Regions from separate parts of the Homo sapiens genome. Here region 1 is linked to region 2. A link is an interaction called in ENCODE POLR2A ChIA-PET data of the cell type or tissue named here. Cell type or tissue: GM12878. All regions are shown on one strand. Each heading gives the region's core, and the rest is flanking DNA. Links, peaks and the distances in the headings are about the cores only. Region 1 overlaps ELL2 (elongation factor for RNA polymerase II 2). Region 2 overlaps LOC105379091 (a long non-coding RNA gene).

Region 1 (8,000 bases), core at 1-8,000, 58 kb after region 2:
GCAGATGGTATGGTCTGAGCTAATCTGAAGCTTTTCAAGAGCAAGATGTTTTCAGGCAAATTTTACATCCTTAAAATTTCAAAAGGGTTTGTAGACTTAGTGCATCTAATTTCTTGAAGATGTATTAATTAGACACAAAGTTAATTGTATCAATATCCAAGTATACTCTTAAGAATGAAATGGGTATATAAGGTAGCACTTATGTTTATGGCTGGTAAGGCTGTGTAACAATTTGGCCAATGGACAGGAAAGCAGGAGACTTATTGGAAAGAGCAGGTAATATATGACAATTAGGGCAGGTTGGTGAGAGGGAAGCTTTAGAACTAAACTATGGCAACTTCAGAGCAGACCAGAACCTGTGGGACTGTTGAAGGCCAGAGCTAGGGTGGGTCTGAGACCTTGTCTAATCTAGAGCCATTCAGGCAGAGTTTCAGAGGAACCTGTGGATATGCGTCAGTCCCCTCTGATATGCAGGAGCCTATTCCATTGTGTATCTACACAGTTCTTTTTTCCAAAATGGTTATAAAGCATTTTCTTAAAAACTAGCCTTCAGGTTCATGAAATACGAGGAGGAGGAAGTGAAAATGTACTGACTGCTACTGGTAGACCTAGGGTCAGCTTTGAGGACTGAGGTAACCACCACAGGAAATAAGTTTTGAGGTCTGATTTTGAAACAATATTGGAAGACCATTCCTTTGTGAGATAGAAACTTCTCCATTTTAATTTTAGTATTTTAAGCTTTTCCTACAGGTCAGTTGGGAATAATTTTTATTTAGGGACTCACAATCTTGAATTTTTAGCTAAATGCCTTAAGAATAAAATATTATTTAAAAAGTATTAAAATGCTGTGATTCCAAACAGTTTCTTGTTCAAGATGAAGAATATAAAAATATACCACCATGTCTCGGCAACTGGAAAAGCAGATTTTAATTTTCATTCCAAAAATGAGAGACTGAAAATCAAAGGCTTAGGACCACAATCCACAACCCTCCTCCCAACCTCCTGTCTGTCTTTGATAAAAAGCTACAAAGAAAAAGTTTCAGGAAACTTTCAGACATTTATAATTAGCATAAACACTGTATACCAAGATGTGTAAGTCAAAACGTCTAATTACTCTGGGATACAAGCTCAGGCATGTGGCAACAGAATACTGCCTGAAAGGTCATTTCAACATCAAGTCACGGACGTCCTATTTACATAAGGATCTAGGGCAGAAGCACAATGTGCACACTGCTGCAACTTTCTCATATGTGAATGCTAACATCTGCTGAAAAGCTGTTGGTACCTTTACTGCAGGTTTCCTGTCCTTGAGTCAAATACTTTCTACTCAATATTGGATTGAGGTATACATTAGATTAAAAATAGAACCAGCAAGGGTTTTCTTCATTTATTTAAGTGTTTTGTTCTTCTGTGGGATTACAAATCATTCAAACTTACAGAATTCTTGTTTGACAGACACCTTTTCTGATAAGGTGATTGTAAATGCTCAGTGAACCAGCAGTACCATGGTTTGACATGACAATTCCTGGTGTTAAAGTGGACTCATATAGCTGAGCGGGCCAAGATCATCTATAATTTCTTTTTTATAGATTAGGGACAATGAGGCTTAGTGATTTGTTCAAGTTAGAGTCATACTTAGATTGACAACCCCTGTACTACAAATCCGAGCCTGCTCCATGGCTGTCTGAAACACTCATTACCTTGTAATACTAACATATTATGTTTATAGTCTTTCTCCCTTCACTAGAATATAAGCTCTGCAAGGACAGAGGCTTTTGTCTGTTGTGTTCCCTGAATATATTGTCAGCACCTCAAGTGGTGCGTGGCACAAAGTAGTCACTCAATGCATATTTGTTAAATGAAAAGGTGGATTAATGCCTGAGCCAGGCCTAGAACTGAAGTGTTTGCTTTCTTTCCACCAGCATTTCTGAAGCATGCTGAAAAGTTTCCTTATGTGAAAGAGGGGTTCTTTCCTCAAATAAATTTAGGAAATGCCAAGTTAAACAAAATAACTTTCTTTGCTGTGGGTCTTTTCATACTGAATAGTTTCCCAATTTGTATGGCCTCAGAACCCACCTCCCCTCCGGCATCCCAGGAAGCCAGTCCATCTCTTAATTTTATCTAAAATCTATTATTTGACTATATATAGACTATATATTAGCTTAGATACAAACTTACTGCAAACATTTAAACATTAGAATTCTCTGTTGTTCTCAAATTATTTCTAGACTCTTGATTCTGTGACTTCCTTAAAATCTAGAAAATATACTTTAAGCTAGAGAAATATATTTGCATGTACTATTCAGGCTCCACAGTTTAGGGACAGAATAGTCTAGAATCAGAACAGAAAATAGAAACCTCAACCTGAAAGCCACATGTGCTATTTTTTAAACTAGACCTGCAGTTATGACTTTAGGCCCAAACATTATGGGTTGAGGGGAGAAAAAAAAAAAAGCCTCTCACATCAGCCCAGATGTGCAAACCAATGCTGAAGGGTGGAGGAGTAGGAAGGGGAGGGTAGCCTTCACTGGCAATAGAAAAAGTTAAGTATTAGAGAAATCAATAAGAGCTAAATATTCCTACTGACAGGGAAGGGCAGAGGGTAGAGAGGATCCAACACATATTAGAGCCGTCTGAAATTTCCATATGATAGCTATTTTACTGAAGAGAGTAGTGCAAAATGCCAAATTTTTCTAGCACAAAGAGAAATATTGGCAGTTATCCCCAAAATTCAGGTCATATAACAATAATTCAGGAATTATAATTAATAAATAATTCAGGAAAAATAAGTCCATTTATTTCCTTCCATTGTTCCTCTTTAGCAAGATGTATATTAAGCAAGGAAAAAGTAAGGTGAAATTGCTTTCCCTGTTATTTTTCACATGGTTCCCCTGGATCCAGTATTAAAATTTCTAGTTCTGGATTAAAGAGTATAGCAGCCTAATACTGAGATTTCCTATTTCTCTTATTTCTGTAGGATACAGTCTTATTAGAAAAATAATTCCTGAGAACTGCATTCTCATCCCTAATGTATTCTTTTAAATTTATGACCATTTTGGAGAAAATATCATCGACGGCAACATTTCAAAACCAATTTTAATTACAAATACACAATAACATCGATGGAAGTAAAGTACTAATTTTTAAAAATAAAATACACCCAATACACTCAGTTGCTATATAACTGAAATTACAAAAAACTACCTTGAGTAATTTTTGGCTCTCTTAATATGGCTTCTCTATTAATATGAAATTAGCCTTCTAAATGTTAGTGTTTCTGGTAAGATGACATGGATTAATTGATTCTTTCATTTAATTCACTTATTCCACACATATTAACTGAGTACTACTGTGCTAGGCACTGTTTAGGTTTCTATGACATAGTAGTGAATAAAACTGACAAAGATTCCTGCCATTGTGGCACATATGTATGAAAGTCCAGGAACGAGATAATGATGCCTAGGACCAGGACAGGGAGAAATGGATGGATCTGGGATGTATTTTGCAGGTACAGGCAGCAGGATTCCTAGACATACTAAATATAAGGAATGAAGGGGAGAAATCAAGGATGACTCCAGGGTATTTTGCCTGGAAGAATGGAATTGTTTCAGTATGTGTATGTGTATATATAGACATACACACACACACGTGTGTATATATAGACATACACACACGTGTGTATATAGACATACACACACACGTGTGTATATAGACATACACACACACGTGTGTATATAGACATACACACACGTGTGTATATAGACATACACACACGTGTGTATATAGACATACACACACGTGTGTATATAGACATACACACACACGTGTGTATATAGACATACACACACACGTGTGTATATAGACATACACACACACGTGTGTATATAGACATACACACACACGTGTGTATATAGACATACACACACACGTGTGTATATAGACATACACACACACGTGTGTATATAGACATACACACACACATATGTGTGTATATAGACATACACACACACATATGTGTGTATATAGACATACACACACACATATGTGTGTATATAGACATACACACACACATATGTGTGTATATAGACATACACACACACATATGTGTGTATATTTTACTTTGAATGTGATAATGAGCACCTTAATGTAAATGAATCCATTAACTGGTTAAGTGTACTTCTTATTTTTAAATACTGTACAACTGACCAGTGTTGGTTTCGTCAGCTAAAAAGGGGCTTCAAAGGGAGTTTTCTTATGATTCATTTTTGTAGCTTCATGGCTAAAAAGTATTTAGAAGAACACAGGTGTCTGAGTGTGTGTTGTTTGGTAGTTGGGTATTTCCAGGAAAAAAGGGGTGATGACAGTTACTGGCAGGGGAAAGATGGAAATAGCAGATTAGTACTAGAGATACTGCATCAGGGAAAAGATATACAGACTATGGAGCATGAGAGAACAGAAACTTTGTTTAAAAATGAATGCAAAGTTGAACCAAGTGCCAAAGTGGTTTTGGAAGAGAAGTGAGACAGCCATCGAGAAAATCTAAATAGTTTCTTCAAAATGCAGTCATGGCTGGGCTAAGCCACAAGTTCTTCTTTGGTGGCAAAAACTAAAACCTCCCATTGGGTTCAGCAACTTATCATAAAGCTGCATTTCATTTTTGTTTTATTAACCAGTCCCTTCCAAAATTTAAATATACAAAGCTGATATAAACTAAATTATCATCTCGTTCCTAAATCTTTCCACCCTCCCACATTGCCCAGTTAATAAGCCATCATTCATTTAGTGCTGAGATTACTGGCATCCTGATGAGTGAAATTTGACTCCTCTTTCTCACACTACTCCACACCCCTCAACAAACACATAATCGTAAGACTTACTGCTTTTTCCTTCCGAAACATTTCTTAAATGTATATTCTTTCCTCTGCTTTGGCTCAGTATTACCTTTTGCTTGGACAACTTGGTTTTCGACCTCCACTTTTGAACCATTCTCAATCCCATCATCTAATCATTCAGCTGCCATCCTATAATCATTCAGTTTTTATCAACAACTATTCTTACAAAATGTCAATATGACTCTGTCAGTCTCAAGGGTCATTTATTTCTTCATGACTTCCTACTACTTATGAGTAGTAGATGTAAGCTTCTTAACAGTATATATGTTTCCTTGTCAGCACTCTTGCTACTAAACCAGTTTAACTGGGCCTCATCTCCACATTGTATTTCATGTCCAGCAGCAATACCGTGCTTGCTGGGTGCCGGAACACGCTACTCTGTGTCCCCACTTCTTGCCTTAGCTCATGCTAACTTAATGTGAGTTCAGCTTAGGAGTCCTTCCCTCAGGAGCCTTTGCTTTCTCAGTGAGGTGCGTTTAGAAGCCCGCTTTCTGAGTCTCCATGGTCCCCTCACCTCTAGGCGCTCATCGCTATTGCTGCCTTCACTACATTGTATATGCTAAGTACTCATTTATTTGCCTTTCTCTCCCACCAGACTGTGAGTTCTTTGGAGGCAAGGACCATGGTCTTCCTCATTTTTTTTTTTTTTTGAGACAGAGTCTCGCTCTGTCGCCCAGGCTGGAGTGCAGCGGCTCGATCTTGGCTCACTGCAACCTCTGCCGCCTGGGTTCAAGCGATTCTCCTGCCTCAGCCTCCCGAGTAGCTGGGATTACAGGTGTGCACCACCACATCCGGCTAATTTTTGTATTTTTAGTAGAGACATGGTTTCACCATGTTGGTCAGGCTTGTCTCAAACTCCTGACCTCGTGATCTGCCCGCCTTGGCCTTCCAAAGTGCTGGGATTACAGGTGTGAGCCACTGCGCCCAGCCGGTCTTACCCACTTTTATATATATTTGAAACACAGTGGAGTAGATACCTAATAAATATTTGTTAGATTTATCTGAAGAAACTTAGATTAAATTCACTCAGAAGGTGCCTTATGTCAGGGATACTAAAAAATTATAAATGGATTTGAAATAGATGACTTAAGAATCTGTTGAGAACCAGGGTTCCCCAGAGAAGGCAAAAATAAATTACAAGATGAAAGGAAGGGTAAAAAAAAAAAAACAACAAAAAACAAAAAAACCCCCACACAGCTGCCTGCTGTGTGGTACAAATGTCAGGGTGAGAAAGTTTCTAACCTCTCTTATGCTATGTTTAGCCCCAAAGCCTAGGCCAAGTGGCTTCCTGGGTTTGTGGGACTTAAGTTCATATTATACATTTTTCTTTCTAAAAAGTATCTTCGTCTTTATTAAAACACTCGCCGAATACTCTGGCTTCACGAAATTCCATTTGAAAGTATGACCCAACCTCTTTAAAACCATTTTGTATTTTTAAAGAATTTAGAATGTAACCATACTAAATAATTCTAAGTTTAGTAATTCTTCTTGTCAAATAGGAAGCAGAATTTTGTTTTAAAAAATGGTTTCTCAGAAACAAAGCCCAAACCTGAATTCTACAAGGAAAAAAAATCTTAAATATGAATCGCAACTTCCAATTCATTGCCAATCTCCTCTCCTTGTACCCTGGAGCCTTGAGCAACGTTCTTTTGCATTATGCCAGGAAGAACTGCTGGCAAATGTAAGTGGGCTTAGAATTCATGACTGCAGTCAGCAGCAGTTGTGTAAATCTAGGGAGAGACTGGTATTTGACACCTGCAAGTCCTCAAGGTTAACAGAAGTCTCAAAAAGCCCAAGCCCCAGATTTTGTAAAATACATGGTTTCACCCCAACCTAATCAATGTCACCAAGAAAACTTGTAAGTCCAATAAGACAAACAATAGTTAAGTCTGCAGAATATTTCCATATAGATTTAGAAGTATATTTAACTCTTAATTCTCTGCTTTCAATATCAATTGTTTTTGAGCCTTTTCTTGGGTAAAGTTACCGAATGCTTTTTTCAAAGTAAGTCTTACGGGGAACTTATTTTATGTATTACAAACAGACTCAGAAATGCTCTAGTTAAGGAAGGAATGATGAGAGACTGGAATTGCTGAGGCAGCCACTGTGGTAAGTCCTCCCTGGGGACCAAAGGCACAAGACCACAGTCTATGCTAAACAAGGAGAAACAGCAATAAGACATACAATATTTGGGGTATATCATTTTAATTAATTAAATTGTAGTCAAATCTTAAATGAACATTACAAAAGTGTGTGTGTAAAAATATGCACCATTTTGTGCCATTTTTTTTTTATGAGAATTGGTGCCAACTATTTGGAGAATACCAAAGGTAGGAAATGGTGTCCTGCTTTCTTGTTCTTTCTCCTTTTTAAAACGCTTTCTTTAGAATTCTCCCTTTGCACTTCCAGTTCCAAGTTGTTTCTCAATGGTTTGAGAAGAAAGTGAAAACTTCTCTTTTACAAACGGATGAAAAGAGAGAGCCCTAATGGACCACATCTAGGATGCTAGATCATTGGGTCTGGAGCAAACTACCCAGTTTCCAACTCTGGCTCCAGAATCTACCATCTGTGTTACCTTGGGCAAATAACCTCAGTAATCCCCAGTTTCCATACTTGTAAAATGTAGATAATGATATTACCCACCTCATATGACTGATGTGAAGTTCAGAGATAACCCATCTAAGGTGTTTGGCACAAGGCCCGGTACACAGTAAGTGCCAAAAAATGTTTGCTTTGATAATACAAAGACAATATTGGGGAGCTCCCACTCCAATTCTGACCTGTTTGATTCTAACACACACATGCCTTCCTTACTATAATGAGATGTTTTATTTTTGAAGTAATTTCTGGTAACAAGCTCTTCGGATAATCAAAAGTTAACTATACTCATTCTGAATCTTCATAATTTAGAGAAAAATAAGGGGCTACAAGTCTTCTGGGTCAAAGCTTAAGTGTTAGTGTAAATGGAAACCAAATAAGGTATCTGGAAAAATAAACAAATAATGAAAACAACTAGCAATATTTCCAACTGTCTCAAACTCAAAATACAGAAAGATAAGGTATGAGAATGAATCAGCTAAAACAGGTGTCCATGGAAGGCTGAAAAAT
Region 2 (11,802 bases), core at 1,892-9,891:
TAGTTTTATTTTTTCTAAAACTTCATAAAGCTGTCAAAAATACCTACACTATATTTTAAATGCTGTGGGCAATATAGTTTTTAAAATTTTATTGTGAAGTGCTGTTGTAATTCCTTTAAGAGATGTACACTGTCTACCTGGTTTATTTTGTGTGCAAATATGTATATATACACTGTATATATACATATACATATACACACAACTATATACATACATGTATATATACACACATATATATTTCAAAGTTTTTTGAGATCTAGTGCTCACACAGCATTTGGTAGTAACTAACAGCTGCTAAGTCAACTCCTAACCTTCTCAACCTCATCTGGTGTGACTTAGAGCAGAAATGGTCCAACCAGCGCAGCAACCATGTACCCACCCAAGTTGACTCCTATGGGCGTAATGTCCACAGGTGCTTCTGCCTTGGTGTGTCAACTCCATCTTACAATTTAGGAGAATTTGGTTACATAGCACCTACTAGGTCTTAAAAATAAAAATATCAATGCCCATTTTATATAGTGGGTCTATGTAGGATCTAGTGAAAATACGCACTTAAGTCTTTTAGAAGACAGGAGAGATTGGGGTCATACAATTTTTTTTTGCATATGTGAAGAGAGTAAATACTTAGTGTTCATCAACTCCATGAAAATGAAGATTCCAAACTACCACAAAACTAAGGAATAAAGCTTTATCATTTGGCTTTAAAGACTCTGAAAGTACTGGGTTCTATTATTGCCTTAATTGGGGTCATGCAAGGGTGGAACAATAGGAGCTAAATAGTTCATGTTAAGGCAGATCAAGGCTTGACAAGTTCCAGATTTCCAGCAGGATTTAACTCCTGAGTCACATCAACTTGGGGTACAAGATTCACTGGGAAGCAGGGAGGAGCAAAAATCAGTCTGTAGAACTCTAGAAAGCAGTACCTGATAAAGACCTTTAAAGTCTCCATGAATCAAAGATATTAAGATTCGTTTTCTGCTACCCCATCTTCAAAATGAAAGCTATTCAAAGCCACAACATAAATATAAAAATTTCTCCCATGGTAACCACCTGGTTGATTAAAATATGTTTAATTTTTCCTTTTCTTCTGTGAATTGCTGCTGCCCTAAGTATGTACGTGGTCTGCCTGTTAGCTTCCTAAGCACATCTGGCAAGGTGGGGTAGATGAAGAAGGGCAGCTATGGAGGTGGGCATTTGGGAGAATGTAAATGCAAGGCTGGGGACAGCTCTCACTGGAGGGTAGCATGACTGCCCAGCCAAGGGCCAAACTATAAAGGGACAGCCCCGGCAAGTGCTCCAGAGTAGGTGGATTTCACAACGTATGGAACCACTCCTTTTAGGTCCGAAGTGCTACATACTTAGTTTATGATTTGCAAACATTCATCTTCTGGCTGGAAGGCTGGAGACAAACAGACAGCTCATTAGGAAAATAACCAAAGAGCTAAATAAAATGGAGGAAGTAGGCAGCAGATCCCAGGCAGACAAGTGTGGCTCACAGTCCTTCATGAGAGATCAGAGGCCAAGCCAAACCAATGCGTCCGTCCCTCAAAGGTCATTCGTCTAGGGCTTTGTCAAACCAGGAAGGGAAGGGAGTTTCAAAGGGCCTTTTGTGGAACACACACAGCTCTGGCCCCTGAGATTCAAATCAGGATCAGGAAACCTGTGTAGCAACTGGCTGCATGTACAATGCTTAGCGACCAGCCAGGGCCCTCCAGCCTCCTTTTCTTTTTATGAGCACGAAGTTTTCCCTGTAGATGGGAAAGAGATAATTAAAAAACAAAACAAAAATCTGTCCCAATTGCAATAAAAAACAACCAAGACCTGGAGTTATTTACTTATTTGTGAATAGAACCAAACATGTTAGATATTTTTTGTTGTATGTGATTCAACAAACTATATAGAAATTATATTTAAAAACCCAAGCCATTATTATTTGCATCATAGATCATACTATGTAGTGGCAGCATGAAAAATGCATCAAATATACATGCAGATATTATTTATATATTTATGTGTGTGTATATATATCAAAACAAAGCAAACGTATGAGTAGATCAGCAGTAAACTTGTTAAAAATTGAGATAGAACTTAAGGTAGATTCTCTGTTGTTTCTGATCTCCAGGTTCTTTTGCTGGATCCTACCTTTCATGTACATGATCATCTCTTTCTTTTCCTTAGAATGGCCAATGATCCTTCTCTGTCCTCTTCTCTCTTCTGTGAGTGTTATGAACATTAAGAGCTTTCCCAGAAAACTTGGGCATTGTGCCTATATTTAGTTTTTGTTGTTGTTGTTTTGAGACGGAGTTTCACTCTTGTTGCCCAGGCTGGAGTGCAATGGTGCTATCTCGGCTCACTGCAACCTCTGCCTCCCGGGTTCAAGCGATTCTCCTGCCTCACCCTCCCACGTACCCGGGATTACAGGTGTGCACCACCATGTCTGGCTAATTTTTTGTATTTTTAGTAGAGATGGGATTTCACTATGTTGGCCAGGCTGGTCTTGAACTCCTGACTTCAGGTGATCCACCCGCGTCAGGCTCCCGAAGTGCTGGGATTACAGGTGTGAGCCACCATGCCCAGCCTATATTTAGTATTTTGCTACTCAATCTCATTCACTTTTCAGTCAGCACACAGTTCTTTGTTTTTGTTTATGTCATTTTATTTAGTTTCACCAAAGGGCTCTGGGTTCCTCAGATGTTGTGTTGTGAGAAGAAGACCAGGCCCAGAGAGCAGAAGAATCCCTGGCCTGGGTCAGGACTTGCTTTCTCGTCTGAGGCCTCCAGCTGGTCCTTTAGGTTCTCTGAGATTCAGCTTCTGCAACTGCTTACCTCACAGAGTTGCTATGGACATCAAACCAAATAATGACTATAAAAGCACTCATGTAAATTATGTGTTATTATTAGAAAAGTTTCCATTTTATACCAAGACAAAGGAACACTGTTATTCATTTGACATGTTTTCTTTTTATTCTTATTCATTTTACATGTTTTCCCCTTCTATTTCTGTCCATGGTTCTCTTCAAATTTTATAATTTAAAATGATATCATCATTATTGAGTCATAACTGAGTGAGCCATTGAGAATATGAATCAGCTGAAACTGAGGGAAAAATAATCTCAAGTCCAGTAGGACCTGACATTACAGAGTCAATTTCTGTTGGTGACAACCTTATTTCTTGTAAAGTTCTAAATGAAACCCTAAGTCAAAGTTATGTTAGAACTTCTAGGACAAGGAATCAGGGAACTCAATGGGCAATACATAGGGAGTCAGGGGAGTTCACAAAAGCTGCAGAGGGCAATTTTGAACCTGAAGGCCTAGTAACCTGTAATCATCCTTGAAGTCAAGAATATTGTAATCTCAACAAGCTGAATAAAGGTGGCCAACTAGTGAATCAAGCCTGTGGTTATGCAATGGTTTGCCTTGCAGTTCTGAAAGCTTGCTGACAGTAGGTTCTCTTTATCTCCACCCTTTCACTGAAGCGTCTTAGCCCAGGAGGGTTGAACCCGTATTAGAAGCCCATGCCTAAATTAAATTTCTTAAGCATTGGCCATTATCATCCACCATGTTTCTGTTGTGATTGATGTATCTATAACTGACAATTCAAGAAACCTACTGCCGGGAGTGCCAATCTTTGATTTAGAAACATGGTGTCTTTTAGAAGTCTTGTAGAACCCTTGACTCTTTCTCACAATGCTGTTTTTAAAAGCATAAAACTAAATACATAGGATACCAAAGAAACCAATTATACTGAAGAATAGTTATCAAATACTTTTTAAAAATATGTGATATAGTTAGATGCTTCTTTATTAATACATTAAATAAGATCTACTGATGGATTTAAATAAGTATTGTATCTTCAAAATGGTGATGAACTTAAATGATGTTTCAAAGCATTAGCAACAACTGTTGGTGACTGAGTCACAGGTGTTGATTGTTGTTTGTTACTGCTACGGTTTGGATATCGTTTGTTTGGCTCCACTCAATCTCATTTTGAAATGTGACCCCCACTGTTGGGACTGGGGTCTGCTTGGGGGTATATGGGTCATGGGGGTGGATCCCTCATGAATGGCTTGGTGCCATTCTTGCAGAAGTGAGTTCTCATTCTTAGTTCTCAAGAGAACTGGTTGTTGAAAAGAGCCTCTCTGGCCAGGCGTGGTGGCTCATGCCTGTAATCCCAGCACTTTGGGAGACCGAAGCAGGTGGATCATTTGAAGTCAGGAGTTTGAGACCAGCCTGGTCAACATGGTGAAACCCCGTCTCTACTAAAAATACAAAAAAATTAGCCAGGTGTGGTGGCGGGAACCTGTAATCCCAGCTACTTGGGAGGCTGAGGCAGGACAATTGCTTGAATTCAGGAGGCGGAGATTGCAGTGAGCCGAGATCGCGCCACTGAACTCCAGCCTGGGAAACAGAGACTCAGTCTCAAAAAAAAGTAGAGCCTCTCACCTCCCTCTTTCTTCCTTCTTGCTGCTTCTCTTGCCATGTGATCTCTGCACCTGTTGGTTCCCCACTGCCTTTTGCCTTCAGTGAAAGCAACCTGAGGCCCTCACAAGGAGCAGATGTTGGCACCATGCTTCTTATACAGCCCACAGAACCATGAGTCAATTAAACCTCTTTTCCTTATGAATTACCCAGACTTAGATTTTTTTTTATAGCAACACAAATGGACTAAGACAGTTACCTGCCTTCTTAATTGAAAAAATTGCTAAATTTTAGTTACAGGTTAGTGAAAACAAATAAGTGGGTCTTTCCCCATCCAAGTTTATAGAACCTTGGAATTCTATCCAAGAGCCCCTTGGGTGTCTGCAGACCTCAAAGTCAGCTCCTCTGCCAGGATGGCTTCTTTGCTACTGGCCCAAAGGACAATCACAAGAACTAAAAAGAACAGTATCACCTGTACCTTCCTGGTATATCTGCTTATAAAACCCAAATTTCACAGCTTGTCCCCAACTGGCAGGCTTCTATAGCATAAGCTTAATGGCAAGAAATGATAAAATTCATGTGAGATCTACAGCCAATGTATATTTGCTTTGTGTTTTTGCTAAAGTGACCAGATATTTCTACAACAGATAGTCATGGCTTTAGACTATTTGTCAAAATAAACTTTTAGAGTTGTCTTGACTTTGATGCCTTCTAGGCCCCTTGAGGGAAGCTGAGAAGGCAAGTACAAAAGTGGGCTAACAGCTACATAAAAATAAGCTAAGGCCCACATCAAGATGTGGTGTGAGGCTGGGCATGGTGGCTCACGCCTGCAATCCCAACACTTTGGGAGGCTGAGGCCAGGAGTTCAAGACCAGCCTTGGCAACATAGCGAGACCTGCTCCCTCAAAAAAACAAAACAAAACAAAACAAAACTGGGCATGGTGGCACACACCTGTAATTCCAGCTACTTGGGAGGCTGAGGTGGGAGGATCACCTGAGGTCAGGTGTTTGAGACCAGCCTGGCCAACATGGTGAAACCCCAGCTCTACTAAAAATACAAAAAAATTAGCCAGGCATGGTGGCATGCACCTGTAGGCAGGAGGATCGCTTGAACTCAGGAAGTGGAGGTTGCAGTGATCCGACATCATGCCACTGCACTCCAGCCTGGGTGACAGAGCAAAACTCTGTCTCCAAAAAAAGAAAAAAAAAAAAAAAGAAAGAAAAGAAATAAAGAATGAAAAGTGGCATGAGAGTAGGAGCAGAAAGAGGCAAGAAATATTTGGGCTCAGGCACCAAAATAAGCCCAGGCTAAACCAAGTTTCACAAAACTTCATCCCCCAGCCCCAAGCCTGGGGAACCACAGTGTGGGCACAGTGAACACGTTTGCAGCCACTTCCTCAGCATGAGCTGAGATACCACATAAGAAGAAATCAAAACAAAACCTACCTCTTTTTTTTTTTTGGCTTGAGGGAGCTAGTTTTATTTTAGGGGCTAAAAAGAGGAAAAGGATGTACTGATTTCCACAGTTAGGCAGTATCTGTACAGAATGTTTTAAGAAAGCAAAGAAGTTTAATAGGTGTTAGAAATAGTATGCTTTAACCTTTTCAAGTGGCATGGGTTTTAATTTTGGCATAACTTTTAAAGGAGACATTGCTATCTTTTTTTTCTTTTAATGTGTACAACTTATGCAGTAAATTATAAGGGTGTTGGCCAACACATTTTATATATATACATATATATTTGTGTAAAATATATATATGTAAATATTTTTCTGTTTTTGTTCTATTAGCTAATACATACAAAGAAGCTAGATACAAAAGCATCACTTCTAGAAAATAAAGGATACTAAACCAAAAAGATGATACAGCAGTGCTCATGCTTCCTTAGTTGTTTGTTGTTGAGTCACTTACATGGTTTTTCCAGACAAATGTCTGAGGGAACTATACCTGCTTTGATAAGGGTTGAGTCAAAAGTAGATGAAGGAACTGCTATGAATAGAAAAAAGGAAACTCAAGCTGCTGGTAAGCTTAGGAAATGTGGAAATGAGATCATATTCAGAGAACAAATTTACTTTTAGTTTTGAAATAACCCCTTCTCTGAATGGGTAAGTTCTATGTAGTCCAGCCTGTGGAAAATACTCAGTGATTAAGGGGCTGCCAGTGGCTATGGGAAATGGACTTGGTTGGCTTCTACTGGAGGTGGGGGTTTGCTGCTCCTCCTGAGAAATGGGGCTGCTAAGGAAAGGAGTCAGCTCTGCAGGTCAGGCCCACGGATTCTCAGTGTTCAATGCCATGTGCTTCACAACAGTCTGAGTGTGACATTCTCAGTGTTGCTTTTGATTTCTATGTTTCTGAGAAGCAGTTAGTCTCACATTGATCTCAGCTTGGTGGTCCCTGGGTTTAGTGGGAACTCCCCAGCCATGGTTAATACCATCCTCTGCGTCCGTGGTGACACTGGTTCATGGACTTGCCTCTTTCTTCATTCCCTTTTACAGAAGGCTGATGGTTAAAGTCCCAGCCATAATCCTACCCAGGAATATAGTTCCAAAATTTAACTATGGGAAAAACATGACCATAAGTTTCCCTAGAACTCATCTTTGCAGTGTTTTAAATGGAATTCTGGAACATTTGTGGTCTCTTGCTCCTGTGAAGAGGTTGTTTCCTGCTTTGCTTTATAGATGCCATTTCCTCCCTGGCGCATTTAAAAAACCACTGCATACAGCATTCTGGGAGCTATAGAAGGATTAAGAATGACCTTTAGCTGAGGAACGAGACAGCACAGCTACAGGAGATTCTGATCTATTTTCTTTTTACATGTACAGTGTTGCACCTCTATGGAAAGCACTGGCCAAGTTCCAAGCCAGCCTCAAGCAGACCCTAAATATTCCAAAGAAATAGCCTGCAGTCACTACAAAACTTGCCTAAAGACATGCCAGGGTAAAAACCCAGTTCAAATCTGCTAAAGGTGTCTCCCACTCAAAGGGTAGAGGGCAGGGATTTCTTTCTAAATGAGGGAACATAAGATAAGGTACACATTATGATAATACCATTTCCTACACTTGATAGTTTGAAAACCACTTTCACAATGGTTCTCTTATTTGTTTTTTGTGGGGTTTTTTTTGGCCAGGAAAGTACAGTGTACATCATTTGCTTTTTAGACATAAGGTTAATAGAACAAGAGCAATGATACAGCTAAAAGTTATACAATCAATTACATAACAGATATACTTAACAAGAGGTAAGAACTTTTTTTTTTTTTTTTGACACAGAGTCTCATGCTATCACTCAGGCTGGAGCACACTGGCGCGATCTCAGCTCACCGCACTCCACCTCCCGGGTTCAAGCGATTCTCATGTCTCAGCCTCTTGAGTAGCTGGGATTACAGGCTTGAGCCAACACACCTAGCTAATGTTTGTATCTTTAGTAGAGATGGGGTTTTACTGCGTTGCCCAGGCTGGTCGTGAACTCCTGACCTCAAGTGATCTGCCTGCCTCGGCCTCCCAAAGTGCTGGAATTACAAGTGTGAGCCACCGCTCCCAGTCAGAATATTTTTTAAAAAGTCTTTATATATGTTAGATAGTTAATACAACAGATAATGGCAATTAAGGAATGAAGCATGTTACGCAAGTAGACTTAATTTGGAAGGAAAATAAACATTTACAAAACAGCTACTATGAGCCAGGCATTGTGCAGGGATCTTGACATGCATTATTCCACTTGATCCTTACAGTAGGTTAGTAGTATTCGCTAATTTTCCAAAGAAAAAGAAAAAAACTCTAAAGTTCAAAGAACTCAGTGGTTACACTGAGGCACATGGAAATTGTACGATCTGAGAGGTGAGCCCATGTCTTGCCATTACACCACCCTACCTCATTACTTAGGATAAATGTTGCCCATGATTTCTTCTTTTTCCTTTTGATTTTACCATCCCTTCATCTGAATGTGATTACACTCATTTCACTCTTTATAGCTCCTTTCACCATCATCATCACTCTCATAATAACGGTGATCGTTCACTGACCTCATTTAATGCATCTTATTATAGTTATAGATTTCTCTTCTTACCCATGTTAGTTATACCATATGTTTCTTGAAAGTAGGTCTCAAGTCTTATTCATTTTTATATATTAAGCAGCATCTTACTACCATTTTACATCTATTCTCTTCCCAATAAGTGTTTTTTGAATGAACTAAGTGAAGCAAAATGGCATGCCTGCAGTCCTAGCTACTTGGGAGGATCCCCTGAGCCTAGGAGTTTGAAGCTGCAGTTAGCTATTATCATGCCACTACACTCCAGCCTGGGTGACACAGCAAGACCTTGTCTCTAAACAAAAAAGAAAGAAAAGAAAAAAACCAGAGCAGAAATGACTTTTTACAACAGACTGAGAAAAAGAGGACACATTTTTGTTTGTTACTGGATCATCATAACAGTCATGGTCAGTGAGTTAGGATGATAATCTGATGAAACCGATTTGCTCACGAGTGTCCTTTAGATTCTATTCCCATCCTGGCAGCACTTCTTGGGTACCATCCAGGACCTGCTGTCCACAGCCTCCAGCCTGAACCTCTTGCCTTGACCTGTTCATCCTGCTTCATCCTGTCATGCTCCAGACCAGATGGGCCTCCAATGTCATTGCTTGGTTTCTGGTTTCCATCTCTACCTCATCATTTGGACTTGATGCCTGACAGAGCTTTGGATTCTCCTCTCCTGTTGGTTGTCTCAGGACCGTTTGGAATGCTCTTCTGGGGACACTGATTTCCCATGCAGTGAAAAGACACAGGCTACATGAAACTTTTCTTTTCTCCTTCCTTCTTCCTTTCTTCTTTCTTTCTCCTTTCCTTTCCTTCCCTTTCCTTTCCTCCCTTTCCCCTTCCCCTTCCTTTCCTTTTTTTTTGGACAGTCTTGCTCTGTCGCCAGGCTAGAGTGCAGTGGTGTGATCTCAGTTCACTGCAACCTCCACCTCCCAGGTTCAAGCGATTTTCATGCCTCAGCCTCCTGAATATCTGGGATTATGGGCACGCACCACCACATCCAGCTTATTTTTGTATTTTTAATAGAGATGGGGTTTTGCCATGTTGGCCAGGCTGATCTCAAACTCCTGACTTCAAGTGATCTGCCCTTCTTGGCCTCCCAAAGTGCTGGGATTATAGGCATGAGCCACCGTGCCCGGCTAGCCACCACGCACGGCTGATTTCTGAAAAAAGGAACTTATAACCTTAGGTCACTGGTCAATTTCCACAGCAGTACTTAGTGATCAAAATTTACTATTTGTGGATTAATTTACAACTGGCACCAGTGATTACTCAAAAATCAGAGAACAACACTTTTAGCCTAGGGTGGTGAAGAACATGGACTCTGTGGCCAGACTGCCTGGGTTCAAAGTCCAGCTCTGTGACTTACTAGCTATTAATAGCTGTGTGGCCCTAAGAAAGTACTCAACCTTTCTGTGGCCCAGCCATACAATGGGGATAACATTTGTAGGTTATTATGAGGAGTAGCTGACTTAATTATTTTCAAAGTGCTTGCAGCAGTGCCAGACGTACAGCGAGAACTATATAAGTGTTTGTTAAAGAAAATGTTTGCTTTCTCTGTATTCTTCTCCTGGGAATACTTGGCTCTGACATTCACAAACTGTTAGCCCCTTGAGGGCAGGACTTTGTTTTGTTTACTGTGTTATCCTCAGTACCTAGAATGGTGTCACATGGGAAATGTGCCATAACTATTGGTTTTAATGAATGAATGGGGATTCTGGAGGCAAACCATCACAATCATAAGAGTTGATTATTTATTAGTCCTGTCTTCTCTCACATTTTTTTCTCTCCTTTATGTTTTTACATCAGATGCTTCTGCCTGGGACAGGCTGGCAGAGGCAAAACCTTGACTAATAGCATCATAGACTCTATATCTCATTCAGCTGGAAATCAGCTAACACTCAACAGCTGATAAATAGAAAACTTCTCAGAAATAAGAAGAATCCCAATGCTAGTTTTTACAAAAACTCATAAGTTTAGGGCTGTGGTCCTATCCTAAAGGAAGTATTGCTAAAGGGAAGCTGTGAAGAGAAATGTTACTTAACAGCAGAATCTGCACTTCTGAAATTAGATTGTAAAAGATGGTGGCTTCCATCTTAAGTGCGATCACTTGTGTTCTCTCTCTTTCAACGCTCACTTTGGGAGAAGCCAGCTGCCATGTGTCAGGACACTCAGGCAGCCTGTGGAAAGCTGCACATGGTGAGGAACAGAGGGCTCCAGTCAAACGACCAATGCCAACAACCATGTAAGTGAGCTTGGAAGTGGATTCCCCAGCCCCTGTCAAGCCTTGAGACAACTGCCATCCCAGTCAATAGCTTGGTTGCAACCTTGTATGAGATCCTGAACTCAAACCATCCAACTAAGCTGCTCCTAGAAACTGTGTGAGATAATAAATGCTTGTTGTTTTAAGCTGCTAAATTCTGGGGGAGATTTTTTTAGACAGTAATAGATGTACATTTGAAAAGTATTGTTTAGGACATTCAGTGCACTCTTCCAGAATTTCTGGGATGACTAGGTATTTATGAAGAATGCTCATGAGACTAAATAGGTAAAATAGGAAAATCACATTTCCAGAAATACTATATAATCTTTTAAAACATATGGCCATTACAAATTTCAGATTTTTATCTTAGATTTTACAGGAGGTAACAGTTGGAACAATGGCAGTTTTGGAGTTTTTCTTTGCACTTGTATAACTCTTCTGTATACAGATAGTGCAAGGAGTTTTTAGAGAGAGAGGTTTGCAGTAGTACCAACCTATTTTTTCATTTTAAAGATTATACCAAAGCTATCTATCTCTAATCTTCTAAACGGGATTAAAAATAGATGATGATAAATATTGCTAAGTCATGAAACTATTAAAAGAGATGAAATGACATCACTGACTACAGTTGTGGGGAGGTAAAAATATACGCAAACTAATCAATTGTGATCGGGAACAAAACTTAATATTTAGTTTCTGACACAAGACAACACAGTGGGCACCAAAGTTCTCATTATCTAATTTAAGGAGGTACACTGGTTCACCCAGAGAGATATACATTTTCCCCAGCATAAACTCTAAGAAAACTTTATTATATAATTTTATAAAGGATGCTGGATAACAGAGTTGTTGAGAGCAACGGTACAAACAATCAAACAGGGATGTTCCTCATATCACCATTACTTACAGGGGCCTTAGCTATGATAAAGAGATGGCTTAAGAGGCAGGGAACTGGGCTGGGTGCGGTGGCTCACACCTGTAATCCCAGCACTTTGGGAGGCCGAGGTGGGTGGATCACTTGAGGTCAGGAGTTCAAGACCAGCCTGGCCAACATGGTGAAACCCCGTATCTACTAAAAATACAAAAATTA

Evidence for each region. ChIA-PET counts read pairs that join two places held together with the same protein. Peaks named below come from ENCODE experiments on the same cell type or tissue, not always from the same donor. Only the 100,000 strongest peaks of a DNase experiment are listed, where the experiment ranks them.
Region 1: POLR2A ChIA-PET joins it to region 2 with 14 read pairs; 10 of 35 experiments call an interaction of 5 or more read pairs at or near these places.

Annotation. Positions count from the first base shown.
Region 1 is chr5:95,923,735-95,931,734 of GRCh38, forward strand. The region is part of intron 2 of ELL2 (elongation factor for RNA polymerase II 2); the gene reads right to left. Among named protein-coding and RNA genes, the nearest start is that of ELL2, 34 kb to the right of the region's middle. RefSeq lists enhancers at 370-509, 991-1,285 and a silencer at 4,124-4,173. In GM12878, for the core only: no CTCF peak of the experiment used is centred there; DNase peaks (open chromatin) are centred at 567, 1,177, 2,377 and 4,397; H3K4me3 peaks cover 1,809 bases; H3K27ac peaks cover 7,228 bases.
Region 2 is chr5:95,863,826-95,875,627 of GRCh38, forward strand. LOC105379091 (a long non-coding RNA gene) reads left to right here. Exons shown (of 3, transcript XR_001742813.2): 2 at 10,598-10,694. Among named protein-coding and RNA genes, the nearest start is that of LINC01554, 17 kb to the left of the region's middle. RefSeq lists an enhancer at 1-99. In GM12878, for the core only: no CTCF peak of the experiment used is centred there; DNase peaks (open chromatin) are centred at 5,776, 6,516 and 6,586; H3K4me3 peaks cover 1,025 bases; H3K27ac peaks cover 2,638 bases.